Linked DNA regions of Mus musculus: regions 1 and 2 are each linked to region 3. Evidence: chromatin loops called from intact Hi-C (ENCODE). Cell type or tissue: heart. All regions are shown on one strand. Each heading gives the region's core, and the rest is flanking DNA. Links, peaks and the distances in the headings are about the cores only. Region 1 holds the start of Impa1 (inositol (myo)-1(or 4)-monophosphatase 1). Region 2 holds the start of Zfand1 (zinc finger, AN1-type domain 1). Region 3 holds the start of Snx16 (sorting nexin 16).

Region 1 (6,584 bases), core at 664-5,663, 110 kb before region 3:
CTTAAATATGTTCTTTCCAAAATGTCTGCAAAACAAAACACTTTAGGGAAATAGTATGTAATTTCATATCTTATTTTAGATTCATGACCGCCGTGGTCAGGTTAACATTACAAACTGAAACATCCAGCTAGAAGCGCCATGCCCATGGTTCCTCAGATTAGCCCAGGCCTAGGCTCCACCCCCAGCCTCACACGCGCACACATGCACACAGGAAATCAGCCATTTTCACTGTATTTACAGTTTAATTAAACTGCACATGTAGATTACTCAAAGCATGCTTTGTTGACCAAAACTGCTCTGTAATATCTACACCACACACTACGGCCCCCTTCAGCACCCAGACTGTAGTTCATACCTCTCCAGCTTGCCTCGCGAGGATTACTGCATAGTCCATGCACTCCTGCCAAGGGTCTGCCATTATCTAAACACAGCCAACAGAGATCAGCACAAAACAGTTACGAATCATGCAGACACTCACTTACACAAGCATCTCAATTAGCAACGGTTTGATTTTGATCCACCCTTTCCCTGGTTGATAGTTCAATTTTTCCCCACATATAGTCCCAGTAAAAAATCATTTTGAAATATTATATATTTCACCTCGTAGTAAGACTTTTTTGTTACTAGTGTTGCTTTGAGTCAGTGTCTCATAGCCCAGGCTAGACTCATAGCCCAGGCTAGTCTCATAGCCCAGGCTAGTCTCAAAGCGAAGGATGACCTTGAACTCCTGACCCCGTCTGTACTTTCCAAGTACTGCGATTACCAACGAGTTATTATCATAGCAAACAATGTTCTATGAAGCTGTCTCCCAAGTGACCACACAATATCACATTTTGGGTTGTAGCTATACCATATCATAGTGTGGGGGTGGGGGTAGCGTGGGGATGCCCCTGAAGCTTAGGTCAAGCTCAGATGAGGTCAAGACATGGTCTAACGGGTAGGTGTAGGAGTGGGTGGGGAGCAAGGTAAAGAACATGGGAAGGCTGGAATCAAAGCACTTTTAAAGACCAAGGAACAAAGGCTGCCTGTATTAACTCAACTCCAGGGAGTTCAGTGCTTTGCACATGGAATTAAATAAGGTAAAGGTGAAGTTTTAAGGTTCACAGATTACAAGTACTTTGCCCCGTATTATATGAGCAGATTTTACAGAACGTATGCTCAATTCTGATGGGAAAGTTCCCTGCTTTCCCTTACCACGTTTGAGAGAAGAAAACTCTATGTCTAAAAGCAAAGGTGCCATTTGCCTCCTAGACTTCAGGCAGGGGAAATGTGAGCAAGTGACTTGACAGCTTTCTGCTGACCTCTCCAGACTCACCCCAGGCTTGACCGCACTAACACTAACGTGGGCCCCTAGCCCAGGGAAGCATGGAAGTGCTCATGCCCAGGAAAGGTGGCCGCTCTGCCTGCTTCCCAGGACAAGTCACACCCTGTGCTTCCCCTGTAAGAGCGTCAGGTACACGGAGAAGCGCAGGGACACAGAGCAGACAGACACAACCAGATGCTGCTGGCTACGGCTTCACCTTCCTTCTTATTGATATAAGGTGGGCTTCAAGCTTTGAGCATCCTCGCTTAGTCTTCAGAATGCTGGTGGGATTACAGACATTTGCCCTCACGCCTAAGCGCCTTTTCCTGTGATCCAAGCGTCCAAGCAAGCATATAAAAGGCGCTTTGAGTTATAGAATAAACTCCTTACAGCTCTTCAAGAATGCTTTCCAAACTTGGTCACACTTGTTCTTACTGCTCTCTTCTATTCTGTCACAACTGGACATTCTTGGGCTGGGCTTGCCTCCTCACCACTTGCTTCCTCAAGCCACTCACACTTTACCTTGTGACAACATGAACAGAACACCTCCTGACTCCCCAGGACTGTTTCAAAAGCCATCCATCGAATCTTCAACCCAACAGATATCAAGCAATAGACAGTTGCAGAAAAACTGCTGTTGCTATGCAACATTTGGTCATTTATAATGCATGCTACATCTTCTTAATCAGTTCTAATATTCCTTGAGGAAAGGAGGCTGATAAATAAAAATTTCTGAGGTGCCCTAAAATGTAGAGGTCCAGAAGAGGGAAGACACAAGGGAAGTTAATTAGGTAACAGTTCTCTGGGGTTTGTTCTGGCTTTGTGGAGCATGGTGGGGGGCAAGAATAGAGACTTTAAAAGCCTGTGCCTTGAAATTCAATTATAGCGTTAGCTCATCAGAGGCACTTTTTTAGCTTTGTTGCTGGTAGTTTACAAAATGTGCCCCAAGTCTTGGTCCATTTCCTAGCTGATATATATTAATGGCTCAATAAACCCTTTTATTTCAAAGACCTTTGCTTCAAGACTTGTTTTCACGGGGGTCATATTCTATCACCCTCACTTTGGGAACAAAATCATACAGACTTAAAATTGTTTCTATCCTATACAGGCCCCGCTCCCGACGCAGGACATCACCGGACCTGGTCTTGTTCACCCCTAATCCTGTAAATTCGTGAGCCAGGGAACTTGCCGTGTAGAGCCCTGAGGGCTTGGGCAGAGCCGGGCTCATTCTGCGACACAGAACCTCAGAGATCGAGGACCGCCTGGCGAACCCGCTCGGCTGTTTCCGGAGCGCTACGGAGAGCACCGCCGGGAGGAGGGCCCGGCAGGCGCCCCGGCCCAGCATGGGGAGAGCTTGTCTGCAGCCCGCACAACCCCCCGCCTCGGCCACCGAATAACGCTGCACGGAAGCCAGGGACAGAACCGACTCACCTCGCGCGAGCGCACCGCGATCGATGCTCAACCGCCGGCGTCCGAGGGCTCGGTTCTTCGGCTCTTCCGGAGGTAACGGGGATTGCTCCGACAGGAAGTCCCGCCCCATTAAAACCCCGCCTTCACGTCTTCGCTCAGACTGGAGGTGTAAGCCGGGCCGAATTTGCCTTTGTAAGGGCTGGTCCGGTTGAAGTTACCGTGTTCTGGCATTCTCCTGCATACCCTTTCTTCTCTAAGAATCCCGTTTTCAAATCTCCACTTTTGTCTTTATTAGTTTATTTTTTTATTAGTTTATATCATATATGTTATATATTAGTGAAATTAAATATATATAATATATTATATATTATATATTAAATTATATATAAATTATATTAGTTAAATTTCTTTATTAGTTTATATTTTCCCATTTCCCATTCTGCTCTTCGGCTACAGCTAAATTGGAGTTGTGACTGTCATTGGGCACTCTCATTTGTTAAACCTGTAAGCCTAAAGGAGATTTTTATTTTTATTTTTTGCACCAACTCTCTTCTCCATAATTCACTTAGATACAGGTTGTTTGTTGTGGACTTGACGGCGGCAGGCAGTTGCTCTCCGCACCTGCAGCCCTCAATACTAAGGACCATAGGCTTTGTAAATACTATACAAGCACCCTGTCTTTGAGCCGCTTTCAAAGGCGTCGATTTTTAGCAGTGTTCCATTATGTAGCATAGGTTGGCTTCTGAAGTCTTTGAGCATCCTGCCTCCACTTTCGGGCTACAGGCACCTGCCACCACACCAGACAGCACTTGTGCTCTTACGTGCTTAAACATAAGTGTTAGAACGGTTTCATGAAGAGTCCCTGCACAATACAGATGAGGAAAACAAAGCTTGGAGAAGTCAGGGGATTTGTCCCAAACTCACACAACAAGAGCATAGCACCCTGACTCCAAAATCCGCAGAGAATCTTCATGGCTCAACCACTTGCTCTGGATGACCAACAAAGGCTAGTTTATGGTTCTTAAAATGTTTCCTCACGTGGAACAGTACCATGGTAAGTATGTTACTTTTAAGTGGAACTCTATCCAGATGACCTACCCACAAGATGACCACAATGCCCTGGCATAATTACTTGTGAAGTGATTGGTTCTCAGGAATCAAAACAAGAAATTATCAACAACATGTAACATGTCTCAGAGATGAGTGGCAGGGACAGCAAATCGGATTGATAAACCCACAAAGACAAAATGAGTCTACTCTTCTGAAGCCTGCTGCCTTAAGACACTGATGTGGGTGTCTATCACATACTCATGGTTTTTTGCTCTTCCACAAAAGACCTTCAAGAGCTTGGTTTTGGGGTCCTCTATTATCAGTTGTTTGAAAATAAAAATCTTATCAAATGCATGCTGTATGAGTGAAAGAGCCTCCCCTGACATTGCAAAGCAGGACAGATGAGGGACCAGGTATCAGATGTCTTTACATTAAATGATCGCTAGCTTCCTCCATCAGATGAGCAGGACTCCATGGGGCTCATTGCAGCCTCTGCTGCTTCTTCCTTGCTACAGTCAGGTAACTCAGCACAATCCATTCTCCTGCCAAGTGCCTGCTGAAAGCCAAGCGCACAAAGGAGTCTGATGTTCTGATTCCGTTATAGCAGCACTGACTGCAGGCTGGTGTCACACAATACAGAACCCTGTTGCTGAGTGTGTGGAGGTGGCTCTGATGTCTATAGAGACCTCCATACATGACAAGAAGAAAACTCTAAGCACACACAAACATGTACACTCACATGACTGCACACACACACACACACACACACACATACACTGGGGTGGGAGGGGTTCTGTTCTAGTCACTTAAGCAAATGCTAAAACTTATGTGGTGTCCCAAAGTTCACTGGAGAATTATTGACTGAGATTAAAATGGTGGAGTCTCCATAAGCCAGGTGAGCTACTCAGGAGTAGAGTCTATCTCCATGTTATTCAATATGGTTTCATGATTGATGGAACATAGGTAGGAGCTGCAAACACTGATCAAAATAAGCTAACATTCTCTGTAGTGTTAACAGGTTCCAGATCATTAGAATATATATTATTATCATCATAGAATTGTTATTCTATGCATAGTGGAGTGGACTTATCATTCCTCAGAGCTACAAACTTAAAACTAAAATCAAAATTTAAAACCTGGCCCATCAATACTTTCTGCGTTTGTTTACTGTTTGATTAATCGAGGTAGGCTCTCCTGGAACTCACTCACTAGACTAAGCTAGGTTCAAACTCATGGCAGTCCCACTGCCTGGCATCCCTCTTGCTCTTAAGAGCAAGGTATTTGGGTAACTTAATCCTTATTTGATTTAATACATTTAATGATGCATAAAGCTATCCCACAAAGCACATGTCGGGTTAACCTGTATCTTAAACCTATGTGGACGTCTGTGTTTTACAGATTTGAAAGCTGACGTGACACATTCTCAGTGCCATCAAGCACAGCTAGAAAGAGAGCTGCCTGGCCTTTGATGGGCAAATGGTGGCACCTCCATAGGTTGGTATTACGCAAATGCATTTATAGTTTGAGCCTCTGAACGGGCATTTCTGTTGAAAAGCCAAATGCTCCAGGGAGGTAGCCACTGCTTTTCTGATCAGGATAGACATCCACCACCACACCATCAGGTCTTTTGTAAATCATGCTTTTTGTACACTGGACTTAGTGACATAAGAAAGAACAGATTTGGTTGTATCAGCCCAAAACACTATAGGCAAGAACACTGACAGGAAAATGTTAAACCATTTGGATTAGGCTAGGTTAGGGTAATGTATAATACACATGCAAACACATACACGTGCACACATGTAACATGTTATACGCACCTGTATGTCACACACACATATATAAGACATACACATACAGGTACTAGAAGAAATGATCTCCTCACCTCCCATGTCAAGCTTTTAACCAGCTTGAAGGTGACTATAGTGCATCTGCTGTACATTTTAAACTAGAGGAGTTTTTTCATATTCTGTGCTAAGGGATGGCCTTCTCTTAGCCTTGTAGACCAGAAGGAGCAGTAACATTTCACAGCTGGAACACATGGCTACTGTAAAGGGGGCTACGGAGGCTTCGTGTGCCTTGGGCTGGGAAAAGGAAAGCTGAATGATGGCCAGAGCTAAGAAACTATTCAACATCCCAGTTTCGAGAGCAACCGTCTTGCAAACAGGAAGAGGCAGCAAGTAGACTTTAGCCAAGGAATAGCCAAACAAAAGGCCCAGTGCAGGAACCAGAAGCCCCAATAGAAACACCTCTAGGTTAGCCATTCTCAGAAACACTAGTCCCATCCGGAAAGCCAAGTAGATGCCCACGAACATTAAAGTCAAGCTCAGAGGCCGCACTACTCTCTCTAAACAGATTGCTTTCGCAGGCATCTTGTGTTTAATGATGACACCAGTCGACATTGGCATAAGTATGAAAAGAAGAGTAGACACAATCTTTAACACAGGGACGTGAAATGCACCTGCTAAGCCCAGTAGCCGACTGTAAAAGTATGAGTTGACAGGCATCATGATGAGGGCCAGGGACGTTGATGTGCAAGTCATCAAAATGGCCAAAGTGACATCCCCTTCCAGAAGGAGAGCAAAGAGATAGCCCCCACCTCCTCCTGGGCATGTGCAGGTCATTACAAATCCAAAAGCCTGTGCCTTAGGCAAGCCCAAAATCTGAGACAAGAGAAAGCCACAGAATGGCATAAGAAAAAACTGTATAACCACCCCAAGAAGTATTGGCAAAGGTCTCTTCCACACTGTTTGAAGCACCTGGAATTCAATCTTGCAGCCAAAGGCACATTTATTTAAAAGGATCATCGATAAGACAAGCA
Region 2 (6,584 bases), core at 1,040-6,039, 90 kb before region 3:
AGTAGTGACTTTCAGGTAAGAACAAGCAGAAGCCACAGAACGAAGGGGCGTGTACAGTCTCAAATGTTTTCACCGTAAGTGTTCACCTGCAATTGAATATAAACAATGCACCATTCTAGCTATGTTTAATTGGAGTGCTTTAACTGCATGCAAACAAGGGGTCTCACAGTTTCTTCTGAACTGAATCAGTAAATGAAGGGATGCAAAGTCAAGGCATGACTTTCCAAATCCTTGGGTGGAACCCAGGGCATATTTGCAAGGTCTGTGTTCCAATACCATGCACTATCCATTTTGAGAACATTATAGGTTGGACACTTTACGTATGTTCACAAAAATACACAGAATAATTATGGCTAGAGTTTTCAAAGCTACTTCTTTAAAGTATGGGTATTATTCTCTCACTGTAATTACGATACATAATCTTACAGTGCACATTCATGAATACATTTCTGGTAACTTAATGCTTAAGGACATACACGCGTAGCCAATTAGAAACTGTGACTAGTCAGTCAGTCTTTTCCACAAGTGACTACAACGCTGAATAGGAACTGTCAGTGGCTAAAGTTACAACACTCTTCTACATCATAATTCCAGCACTCTAGAGTCTGAAAAAGGGGGAATGAGGAGTTTAGAGGCCAGCCTTGGCCATATGAGACCTGTGTCAAACAGAAAATAAACACAAAAAAGTGATTGTTTTTAATAATTAGTTTCTATAACTGAGGATTGATACTTGTGTGAACTTTACAAAGTATATGTATATAGACAGCATTAGTATGAATTAACTAATAAGGAATTATAGATATAAGTGAGATTGATACATACACATATATCTATGTGTGAGAGAGAAACATATATACAGCATATACTACATGTATATCTGCGGCTTTATTATTAAGTAAACTACTTACTATTGCTAGATTGTTTATGAACTGAATCAGTAAATGAAGGGATGAAAGTCAAGGCATGACTTTCCAAATCCATTCCCCCTTTTTCAGACTCTAGAGTGCTGGAATTATGATGTAGAAGAGTGTTGTAACTTTAGCCACTGACAGTTCCTATTCAGCGTTGTAGTCACTTGTGGAAAAGACTGACTGAATTATGGTTTACATCATATTTGTCACAATTAACTCCATATTGACAACCACCAAAATTCTTTTCATATCCTACATACAAATGTAACTTACCAAAATATTCCTGAACAACCATCACACACAAATGGAAGAAAATCTAAAATTAGAGGAAAATATAGTAGGTCCTGGTTAGTGTCTGATTTTGATGTAGTTTTGTTTGTTTGTTTGTTTGTTGTTTTGGTTTTTCGAGACATAGTTTTTCTGAGTAATCCTGTCTGTCCTGGAACTTACTCTGTAGACCAGGCTGGCCTGGAACTCCGAGATCTGCCTGCCTCTGCCTCCCAAGTGCTGGGATCAAAGGCGTGCACCACCACTGCCTGGCTTGATTTAGTTTTCTTAAGCAAAAAAATCTGCTGCCAACTCTAAGAAAAAATTTCTTTCCAATGACCCAGTATATCATTACTATGTAATCATTATTAACCAAAAAGTACCAAATCTCCAACTCTAGGAAAGTGGCTCAATCAATGGGAGGTAGATGTTACTTAGTAACTTTGTTAAAACAAAACAAAACAAAAAAACAATGGTGGTATTTTTCTCCATTGTTTTGTTTCCAAGATTTACTAGGTATTTTTTTTTTTTTTTTAGAACAGTGTGCTGCAGAATGTATGCATTTGGTGTCAAAATTCTGGGTTTTAATTCTGACACCATTTAACATCAATCTAGCAATAGTAAGTAGTTTACTTAATAATAAAGCCGCAGATATACATGTAGTATATGCTGTATATATGTTTCTCTCTCTCACATAGATATATGTGTATGTATCAATCTCACTTATATCTATAATTCCTTATTAGTTAATTCATACTAATGCTGTCTATATACATATACTTTGTAAAGTTCACACAAGTATCAATCCTCAGTTATAGAAACTAATTATTAAAAACAATCACTTTTTTGTGTTTATTTTCTGTTTGACACAGGTCTCATATGGCCAAGGCTGGCCTCTAAACTCCTCATTCCCCCTTTTTCAGACTCTAGAGTGCTGGAAATACAGTATGAGCCCCCATACCTGGCTCAGTCACTTTCTAACTGACTTCAATCTATCTCATATATGAATCCCAGCAAGTGGCCACATAAGCTACACAAACCCAGTCACACTGCTTTCACAATGGCAACCAGACAGTACTGCTCAGTCCTTTACAGAGAACTTTAATAGTCCAGAAAAGATACCTTGTAGGGTATCTTAATCCAAAATGCCAAGAGGGTCCCCCTAGGTAATCATGCTTGCAGACTAAGGGCCCGAATGTTTTCCTAGAATGAGAAGCGCCTAGTGAGCTATCACTATTGTTATTAAACGAATCATAATACTGTGAGCTTCAATTTCATGCCAAGAAATTAGAGATATGTGTCAATATGTAAACTCAAACACATAATCTGCAGAATTTTTATACTTTTTTAGATTTATTTTTCTTATTATTGTGTGTGTGTGTTGTGTTTTCTTGTTTGACACAAATGGAGGGTGGAGGATAACTTTTCGGGAATCAGTTCTCTCTTCCCACTGTGATTTTGAGGCAGGGTCTGTCTTACTCCTGGCTAGTGCCTCTGAATGAGGGTCCTGCCTACAGCCATGCTCCTGTCTGAGACACACGCCGAGGTTTGGATTACAGACTTTGTCACTGGCCCATTATGTCACTTTCAATGGGAAAAATTGGTTGTGTTTGCTATTTTGAGACTTAGAGGGTTCAAGCAAGTATTATATGCCATTCAAGGTAGCCCAGGAGGAAGAGTTATGATTAAAATAATTTCTTAGCATCACATATCCCTACTTAACTGCACCCCCTTTCTGCTAGTCCAAGAGATAGGCCTCATCTTAATAACACTACAGATATGTGAAACTGGAAAGGATGAGCTATATCACAGATGGTAGATATATTTAGACATACTAGTAAATCAACCTGACAAGATGTATATAACTTAACAGTCAAATTCAAATAGCCAAGCTTCCCTAGGAAAGGACTACATGGGGAAAAAAAACCAAAAAACAAAAACAAAATTGATCTGCTGAGTGAATGGTAAAGGACATATACAACAACACGTCCTGTCTTGCCTTTGCTTAGTGCAGGCATCACCTACTGCAGGAATCCAGGCCAAACCCAAGAGCTGCATTCAAGACCTTGTTAGGAACTAACAGAAGCTGCAGCATGAGGAAACCCTCTGCTCACATTTGGAGTGCGATCTAACAGACTGTGAGCCTGACGCTTTAAGGACTTGCCGGCTATAGGAGTCTAAACACCCTGAACTTTGACGCATACCACCAGGGCCTATGTTTATGACAAGGTCTACCATTACCATAGTATTTATTAAACCTTCCTAAAATGTGGTTTACTGATCTGCAACTAATAGCTTAAGTTAATATTAGAAACACCAAGACGTCTAAAAACCTGCGAACACACTGCTGAAAACTGATGCTCTTCAACGCATTTGTCAGACAAAAAAATAAAAAATCAATCAAGAAAAAGCCTGGGAAAGTGGATGCTCCACGGTGGCAATGGTAAGGACCGAGGGGAACTGGAGTCCTGATCTAAGTCGCTTCGCCGACCAGGGCTTCTTGAGCAAGGCCATCTGGATACCCCGAGGAGTCTGCAAGGTGTGCATTCGGGATCTGCGTGCAAACCAAGGGAGCCACAAAGTTCGCCCCTACACCGAGGAACAGTAACAAAGACACCACCAGTATCACCCTGGAAGGTCGCTCACGCCCCGCGTCCTCCCTCACCCGCCGCCACCGCCCCGGCCGTCAGAACCCGGCCCAGGTCTCCCGCGGATGAAAATGGGGCTTCCAGCGTCACCTCGCTGCCGGCAGTGCTGCACCTGGCAGTGCTGCCCAATGTCCAACTCCGCCATCTTTCCACCGCCGCAAGGGCAGGGGGCGGGGCAGCGCTGGGAACGTCAGTCCGGAGCGGGCAGGACCGAGGGCGGGGCGTCCTGTGAGGTGGGTGGGGCCTGTAGTGGGGCAAGGCGGGGCTTTCGGGGGCGGGACCCCCGGTGGGGTGGGGCGGGACTCCGCGATGGGGCGAGGCGAGCATGCGGGGCGGGGCCCACAGGAGAGGCGGGGCCTTGAAGACACTTGCGCGCTTCCTGGAGGTTCCAGCACTCTCCAGAAAGAGAAGAGACTTAGTAGAACTCAATTCTTGTAGCTGAGGTTCTCGGGCTCAAATTTGAGAAAAACCTAGCTCCTCTTTTGGAAACTGCACTCGCTGTTCTCTACATTGAGTCTCCAAAATTGAGAACTCCCTCACGAAGATTTCTTGATTTCTTAAGTAACTGTATTCCCAGGAGCCAACAAAGACCTGGCAAGAAGGAGCTAAAGGAGTCTGCAACCCTATAGGTAGAACAACAATATGAACTAACCAGTACCCCCAGAGCTCATGTATATGTAGCAGAAGATGGCCTAGTCGGTCATCATTGGGAAGAGAGGCCCCTTGGTCTTGCAAACTTTATATGCCCCAGTACAGGGGAACGCCAGGGCCAAGAAGTGGGAGTGGGTGGGTAGGAGAGTGGGGGGAGGGCATGGGGGACTTTTGGGATAGCATTGGAAATGTAATTGAAGAAAATACCTAATTAAAAAAAAAAGAATGCTAGCAAAAAAAAAAAATGTTATAGCAATCAAGAGAGGTACCGGGACACTGATTACTATATTGTCTTGATGTTTTAGTTTGAAGTAAATGCCCTCACCATGAAAGCATTAGGCTTTTGTTTTTAATTTAAAGGCTTCTTTTAATTATTTGTTAAAATTCTAGTAAGGAAAAAAAAAAATACATGCAACTAAAGTGTACATCGCTCCTCGGTTAGGAGAGCACACTGCAGAGGCAAGCTCCTAGGTCATAGGATGAAGGGAGCTGTTTGATGTCTGACGAGCCTCTTCATTAGAACTAAGGGGAGGCCTTGCCTTGTAGGTGGGGTAGGAAGGGATGTCTTTCTACTGACAAGACACTGGACACAATCAGAGTGGATGAGTGACAATCAGCTGCAGACCTGAATAGTCTCCCATGTGACTTAAGGGTACTCAAATGCTCTCCTGAAGAGTAAAGTGAATACAATTGCCACACACCATACTTTTTCAGTGCATTCTGGATATTCGAACAGACACCACAGGCTTGGGCAGCAAACAGTTTTTTCAGAGAGCTAACTCCCAGCCCTTGCGATTTCTTGAATCTAAGGCTCAGCAACTTACGTTTTACTAATGTTGGTACAGTCAAGCAACAGTAGATTTTCTAGAATGTTACCGTGACTGAATGTTCTAAATAGATGGCAAATATATATCCCACCAATCCAATCAGAACATTTCTTTTTCAGCTCTTGGAGATCTCATAGCAGCCCAAGACTAAAGTTTAGCTACTCCTATCCCCGAGTCTCCTTTTCTGGTTTTTTCTTTAGATATTATTTACCAAAATCTATCTCTCCATCTATTTGTGTTCAACCCCTTTGTTAAATATATCCTCACTGATGAAATTCCAGTGATAAATGAATCAGAAACTCCTCTACCTCCATACTTAGTCATGACAACTTTTTTTAAAAACATGAGCTCTCGGGCTGGTGAGATGGCTCAGTGGGTAAGAGCACCCGACTGCTCTTCCGAAGGTCCGGAGTTCAAATCCCAGCAACCACATGGTGGCTCACAACCACTCACAATGAGATCTGACTCCTTCTTCTGGAGTGTCTGAAGACAGCTACAGTGTACTTACATATTAAAAAAAAAAAAAAGAACAATAAATAACAATAAATAAAGGGGTGGATGTAGTGCACACTTGTATGTAGTCAAATATTCATACATGTAAAATAAAAATCTTTTAAAAAAAAAAAAAAAAAACATGAGCTCTCCATTTCTAGCAGTCTGTTATGAGTACATGCTCTGTGTTATTTGACAATAAAACTTAAGTGCAAAATGAAGGCTTTTTTTTTTCCTGTACCATTCCATTTCTAACTAAAGCAGTCTACTGCACTAGGAAGCACAAATGCATGCCCAAACCTGCCCTTTCTTATGTGTGCCATGGAAATGCCCCCTAAACACCATGGAGTCTTCTTTAGAAACATTCTTCATTCTCTATTTATTCTCTGGATTATTTTTATGAGTAAAAAGTCATTTCCTTGCCCAAGATATCCCTTCATTTCTTCATTAGGCACAGCATTCTGTAGTTTGTTCAGTAAAGTTTTTCAGCTGCATCCTCGACTCTTCTACCCCATCTCCAGCTTCACAATGTCTCCCTCCTGTCCAATAGAATTTTGAGTGCTCTTTAATGGCAGGTGCCATTTTCTTTTCTCTAGAATGTTTCTATGTCAAGGGTTCCCAAATTTCCTTCAAACTATGAATCACCTGCATGCTTGCCACCCTCCTCCTGGGGTCCAATTAAAGGGTTGGGAATGGCTGTAAGAAACTGTAATTGCCTATACGTTGGTCCTTATCCGGTACATTTAGGAAACCCTTTGTCCCCTACTCTGCTTTCAGCATACACATCT
Region 3 (6,584 bases), core at 807-5,806:
AAGGTTTGAGTGTTTAATGTAACTAGTCATTAAGAAAACTCACATTTTATTTCAACTAGAAAACATAAAATAAGGACAGAAAAAGGCAACACCCCAGGGAGGTGTGGAATGAGTGGAAATCCCACACTGCAATGGTATCCCCCGCTACAGAACATGGCTCACCAGTATTTTCCAATGCTGAGCTACGGAACTAACAACTTTACTCCTAAGTAGATTGTAAATGGGAATGCATACATATAGTTGCCAAGTGATCGGTACAAGAAGAGCACAGTCAGAAAGAACCTCAAAAGACAAGTATTGCTAGCAATAAAAATGAGCTGCCTAACTTTATGCACGATCACGGGTAACTCTCATAAGCCTAGCACCAGAACAACTGGACCCAAAGACCACGTGGTCAAGAATCTGCAGTACAGGCTTGCCTTAACCAGCACACACACGCATACCAGTAAACCAGTCTTTTTCTTCTTACTGGTGTGCAGCAGAAGCCAATACTTACAGTGAATTTGGCCCGCTCTTCCATAACCTCGTAACCTAGAATTGTAGGTGTTGAAGGTCTGTCTTCCCAGTTCACTGCCTCAGGATGCTGCTCTTCAGCCTCTCTTGGTCTAGCAGAATACTCAATGGATGAATCTGTCCCTGTAAATTTAGTCCTAATGAGAGGACTACCACACATTGATGATGCACTGTCCATCTGATCCTGGACATTCGTCTGCTTAAGACTGCCCACAGCTGAGTCCTCTAACTGGCCTTTGGAAGAGGTTGAGCTTGTGGAAACACTGCCAAAAGAAGAACTCCTTTGATTTCTGTTGTTTGTAAAGCTGGAAGCGGAGTTTCCTATTGGCATTGGAACTGGGACATACGGGGTTGCCATCTTCTTTGGCCTTGGCAACAAACTTGTACACCTTTGAGTCCAAACACTTAAAGAACAACCAATATGCAGTTCATTGCTTTCTTCTTAGGAATTCACTATCTAAAAATGAGAAGGACATATTGAAGAATTAGACTTCAACCTAGAACTCAAACCAATAGAAAAGAAAGTGCTTCTCTTAATTTGTGACACTCAATTACCTATGAAGACATGGGTAACATCATCCTGTAATCTGATTTACCTCTGTGGACTCTTGTTTACATGGTTAGGAGAACAAACTTATTTTACATCTCTTTTCTTGACCCTTATGATATACATATTTCTTCTTTTTTTTTCCCTTTGGTCTACTTTTCTTTATTTTTTGCAATATTCATTTTAAATGGACTTAATCCTAACATACATTCAAACATATTTCCTGTCTACTCCCACTCAAAAAATGGAAGCAGAAGGAGAAGTTTTGTCGTCCTGGTTGTACTATATGCAACATAGGAACAGAAGAAGGAAAAAAGTCATTCATTTTACTTTTTTATAGAATTACTGAAACTCCCAAGGATTTACACAGGCTAATCATAGTCAGTCCGAAGTTTGATTATTACTAAGGAATGCTCTTTTACTTTGATTGAGATTTGCAATGCTATGCATGCATTCTAAACCTCTTCCTTAAAAAATATGTTAATTTTTAGGCAGGGTCTTACAAGGTTGTTGCCTGTGAACTTGCTAAGTAAGTAGCCTAGGTAGGTTTGAACTTTTGATCTTGCAGCCTCCATAGGTGCTGGGATACACACCTGTACTACCAAGCCAGCAACAACTGTCTTGAAAGTAACATTTTTTTTTAAACTTAGCATCAAATATATTTCAAATGCAAACTTGGTAAAGTTAACGAAAAAAAAGGGGGGGGGAAGGTATCAGGTTTACAGTCAATCAAATTAAATCATTAAAAGTTTTGCTTTTTGATTCTAGATTATTCATTCTCAATAACCTAAGGTCCAAAAGATGGTTATATTGTATGTCTGAATAATTTTGTAGAATAAAGAAGTAATGACTTACCATTACGACGTTAAGTAATAAACTCAGAAATGTTAAGTAGCGACCAGGAGAAATGACAGGTCTATTTATACACAGCAACAGGGGGTCTACCAGCCCAACTTTATTTACTGTCCTCTTAGCAAGCTGTCCCCTCTGGATGTAGGAAGTTTAAACAGGGTGTCTAACCTCACGCGGCCAGTGCAACCTTCCTTATTGTGGAACATTCAAGAAACTTGAGCTACGGACTCACCCCTTGGGTGAATCCTGACCCCCACCCCGCACCTCCCCAGAAGAACCGCGCAGGATTCTCGTAGCTCCGGCGCTGGCCTCTGACATCTGCCACCTGAGGCCCCGGGCTGCCAAGGGCGGCCTCGGGGTGCGCCCGGGGACTTCCACCCGCGGGAGCGCCGAGCGGCGGAGGGAGGGCGTGTCGCCTTCTTCGGGGGCGCCTGACCTCGTACCCAGGAGGATGCTCCCGCGCTACCTGGGGAGGAGGGTGACAGCACGGTGGCGGAACGCAGGCCCGGGGAAGCTGGCAGGGCGACGCGGTCCGCGCGGGCCGCGAGCCCTCAGGCCGGGCTCCCGCACCTGCAGTCCTCCCGGGCCAGGCGCGCCCAGGGGTGCGGCGGGGTCCAGGCTCCCCCGCGCCCCGCAGCCTCCCGCGCGCCCGCCCGCCGTCCAGGCGGCAGGTGTCCCCGCGTCCTACCTCGGCGCGCTCCGCGACCCCACGCCGTCAGGGGAAGGAAGGCGGCTCCTGTTGGACTGCGGCGGGTCGCGTCCTGCCCGGGCACTCGGACTCCTCACGTGACCCTCCGCCCCGGAGCAGCCGCTCGGTGCCTGGGCACAGCCACCCAGCCAGGTTCCCGCGAACCGAGGGAAGGGACGGCCTCGAGTGGGAGGGGGAGGTATGCCGCTCCAGGAAGTGACGTCACAGCACGGCACCGCCCCCGGAGGCCCACACTGGGATTGCTGGTCCCTGTCTCTGCAGTGGCCCGAACAAATCTAATTTTATCACAGGGAATCGACAGTTTTTTTTCCACAGGCTTTATTACTAGGGAGTTTCTGAGAAATGGGGCTACAATATCTAGTTTGCCAAGTAGATGAAGAGAAGACTTCAATTCCCAGAAGGCACTTTGGCTAGCATAAGTTCGGGCTAGAGCTTTGCATCATGGGACTTGTAGTTATCACTGGTTGGGGGGGGAGGTCTAGAAGGTTAGTCATTTTCCATAATTAGCATTTCTTTGATGGATTGACAACTGATTTGAAGAGTAGGCAGATAGAACACTATTTTATTGTGTATTTGTCCCTGTAATTTAGGACTATGGTAAAGATTCCTGAATGCCTGAATTTCTGAATTTAGCCCAAGTGAAAACAGTATTAGGCTGCTTAGATTTGCTAATTTGAAAACCTTTAGTGTTTCAGCAACACTATTATTTAATATTATATATCAAAGTTTACAGAACCATTTGTCAGTACAATCGAGTTGTCTTATTTAAAGATCATTCAATGATTTCTAGGGCTTTGGAGCGATACCTAGAAGGGGAAAATTGAGAGTGGTGATTCCAAAATGATAATGTGATTTCTGACATAGGTGTAGCTTTTATTGGAGAAATAAGTATGAGATAAACAGAATTCGTTGAAAACATAAAGATATTTTCAGGATGAAATTGCCCTTTTTGTCCTTGAATTAATATAATTGAATAAAGGGAAGAAAAAAGTAAGGCAAAGAAAAATGAACCTTGGAATAGTTTTCTTAATAGGGCTCCAGGGGCCAAGGAAAGAAAAGCGCTCAAGAAATAAGAGTGTACAGGTAGCATAGTTTGAAGAAAGATGAAGATCTTGTAAAGGTTGTTGGAACTGTTTGAGTAATTTTTTTTCAGATTATTGAGTGGAACATAACAGGATATACATATATACAAACATATACATATATACATATGTATATATCGCATATTTTCTGGTATTGATAAATGGCTAGATTTTACTTTCAGGAGATAACTAGACATTTTTAGTAATCAAAGAAGAACATTCTGTGTGTTGTCAGATAAGGGCTACAACATAATCTATATATACAATATAATCTATATATATACTGGCCGGTTCCTACTTATAGACTTTTAGTTTACACTCTATGCAGTGGTCCACAATAGAAATGAACTGTTTACACAGCTTACAGAATAAGATTATTTTTCTGACTTTTGTGTTGTGTACTTTTATGTATGTATAATAAGAGGGCATTTGAGCTCACCCAAGGTATCGTTAGACAAGATGCATAGCTTTTATCAGCCTGAGGTGATAGTGGGGTGAGCGAGAAGATGTAAAAACTACAGGATAAAAGAAGCATTTGAAATGGAAAGATATATTATTTCCCCTCCTAAGGAATTGCTCTATCTTCTGTACATTTGGCTTCTCTTGTGGCTAGGTTTATATCCCGGTTTAGATACATTTTTATTAAGCTGGATTTTTTTTTCAAGTAGCATATTTGATCCAACTTGTGTCCAACAGGTGCCTCTTTCCAAAGAATTAAAATGGAGGTGTGGCTGAGCAAAGGCATAAGATTGATGCCACAGAAACTAATGTCATAGGAGTATCTGTGGTGAGAAGTCTGGAAAGCCCCCCTGCTAATTTCTCTAAGATTGATCCATTCTTTCTCCCCTCTTGACTTCCCTTAGACTCTGTGAAATAGCCTAGTGAGTTTTTCAACATATTAGCCTTTTGCTTAAATACGGTCAAAGATTGTGTTTTAGTGTAAAAACCAAAACTGCAAGTAACACAGGCAAACTGAAAACCAGGAGTGGACACAGACAGGAGTCTTACAATTATTTAAATTGGGATGAGGAGATGGCTCTCTGGATAAAGCACTTGCTGGGCAAGTGTGAGGACCAGAGTTCAGTTCCCCAGTACCCACAAAGAACAGCCAGGAGTGGGTGTGCGGGCATGCACACCTATGTACGCTCATATATATGTTTAATCCCAGTTCTTGGGAGGTGGACCCCAGGATCTCTTGAGCAAATTGGCTCCTAGACTGTCTGAATTAGTTCCAGGTTCAGTGACAGACCTTGCCTCAGAAGGTAAAGAGCAATTAAGGGTGATACCTGCCCAATCTGCATACAAGTATGTAGACCTCTTCATGTACTACATACGTGTGAACACTCATACAAGCATATACACCACACATAAACCTACACAGATAATAAAGTGTGGTAGTTCATAAGGGAACATTATTAGTTTATCACTTCGATAACTCTGTATAGAAATATGATATTTATAATACAGGAAAACACTTCCTCAGTAATTTACAATTAAAAAACGAACATGAAGTGACCCCATTAAATTTAAAAATAATTAATTCTGTGATTCGCACTTGTACTCCATAGGGGGCGTTCCTGTAATCTTGCTATTTAGGATCTGTACTCATGTGCTCTATTTTCTCAGTGCCATGACCTTGTGAGTCTAGAGAAAGAACCACAGGTGATCTAGCTCCGGGAGAGCTGGGAGGTCAGCAAGGCATGGCAACCTGACACCTGAGGCCCTGGCTGGATGTGCGAGCTCTCCAGCTTCTTACATTCGGAACGAGAATCATTTGAGATGAGTGTAAGGCAGACATGACTGCTGTCATTGACTATTTTTCTTGCGGTGTGGAAATCTCTTCCTGCAAGTCAGGTGCAGAAAGGATGGGTGTGGTCCATGAGAAGCCTCGGTTTTGCCGAGAAGGATCCCGACTCTTTTCTTGAGCTCTGAGAGCCAATTCATACACTCGATCCTTTTCTAGCTGTCTTTGAAGTTCTTTCTGCTACATTTTCAACTAGCGTCCGACATTTGGGGGATTTCCATAACAAGCTTGAGAGAGGACACAGCTTGTGCGGGTGTGGAGGGAGGGTTAGGGGACAGCCTAATGGAACTGAAAGGTTTTCTGGGGGTGAAGTTGGACGTAGAGATCGTCTTTTAGACTACACCGATTATGACCTTATCAGTAATGCCTTCCTATGGAATGCCTACTCTATAGAATCAAGGAAGCCACCCTCGGTTAGCCTTTTGTTCTTGGCTTGGAATGCAAACTGACCTTATGTCATCTGTGGTTACCCAATCATGCGCAGGGACTGAGTTATGCATTAGGTATCTATCTGCCCACATCTCCTAACACCAAATAAGCTATCCCATAATTTCAGGTTTTTTTTTTTTTAATAGCTGGACCGGTATACACACTTTTATTTCCAAGATCATTTTAGTTTCTGGTTCTAATTTGCAAAATGAAATACTTTTCAGAGACTATAAGTTTCTTCATGATGCTTATATTGCTCACAGTTAGCTAAATCAATCAATTGGCTACTCCTGGGGACTTGCCATAGAAAAATGTGTCTGAAAGTCCAACTGTAGCAATCATTTGCCGCTCTGATCTCTCACATTTTTTTCTCTTTATATGATTTGACAGTGCTTTTGCCTGTGATTTTCTGTCCCCCTACATCGGTGCCCACATTCCTTTTGACAACCTCCTGGGTGGGTTGTCAATTCCTGTCCTATCAGATGCGATTATCACTGCATCTGCCTTTCTGGACCAGAATGGAAACACCTTGAGGTCAATAAAGGTGGGGTTTTCTTCTCCATTGATCAACAGAACTTCTGGCTAAGTTTGGTAGGGCCAAGTTGAGCAAATAAATGAATGAAAATGAGTGAATTAAATTTTAATGTT

Evidence for each region. Hi-C counts contacts between places; a loop is a spot of excess contacts. Peaks named below come from ENCODE experiments on the same cell type or tissue, not always from the same donor. Only the 100,000 strongest peaks of a DNase experiment are listed, where the experiment ranks them.
Region 1: a loop joins it to region 3, with 3 times the contacts of the local background. A loop is called at or near these places in 3 of 42 quality-filtered maps.
Region 2: it touches region 3 in a loop (7-fold over the local background); 13 of 42 quality-filtered maps call a loop at or near these places.

What each region holds. Positions count from the first base shown.
Region 1 is chr3:10,328,588-10,335,171 of GRCm38, forward strand. Impa1 (inositol (myo)-1(or 4)-monophosphatase 1) reads right to left here and starts at 2,852. Exons shown (of 9, transcript NM_018864.6): 1 at 2,735-2,852; 2 at 356-421. The coding sequence starts at 418. It overlaps Slc10a5 (solute carrier family 10 (sodium/bile acid cotransporter family), member 5), which reads right to left. Exons shown (of 1, transcript NM_001010834.2): 1 at 3,147-6,584. The coding sequence ends at 5,707. In heart, for the core only: a CTCF peak has its summit at 2,733; DNase peaks (open chromatin) are centred at 2,564 and 2,714; H3K4me3 peaks cover 1,460 bases; H3K27ac peaks cover 887 bases.
Region 2 is chr3:10,347,326-10,353,909 of GRCm38, forward strand. Zfand1 (zinc finger, AN1-type domain 1) reads right to left here and starts at 3,992. Exons shown (of 8, transcript NM_025512.3): 1 at 3,917-3,992; 2 at 1,185-1,227. The coding sequence starts at 3,971. In heart, for the core only: no CTCF peak of the experiment used is centred there; a DNase peak (open chromatin) is centred at 4,046; H3K4me3 peaks cover 1,490 bases; H3K27ac peaks cover 1,350 bases.
Region 3 is chr3:10,437,315-10,443,898 of GRCm38, forward strand. Snx16 (sorting nexin 16) reads right to left here and starts at 2,816. Exons shown (of 8, transcript NM_029068.4): 1 at 2,601-2,816; 2 at 497-970. The coding sequence starts at 871. In heart, for the core only: a CTCF peak has its summit at 2,857; DNase peaks (open chromatin) are centred at 2,277 and 2,757; H3K4me3 peaks cover 1,408 bases; H3K27ac peaks cover 1,077 bases.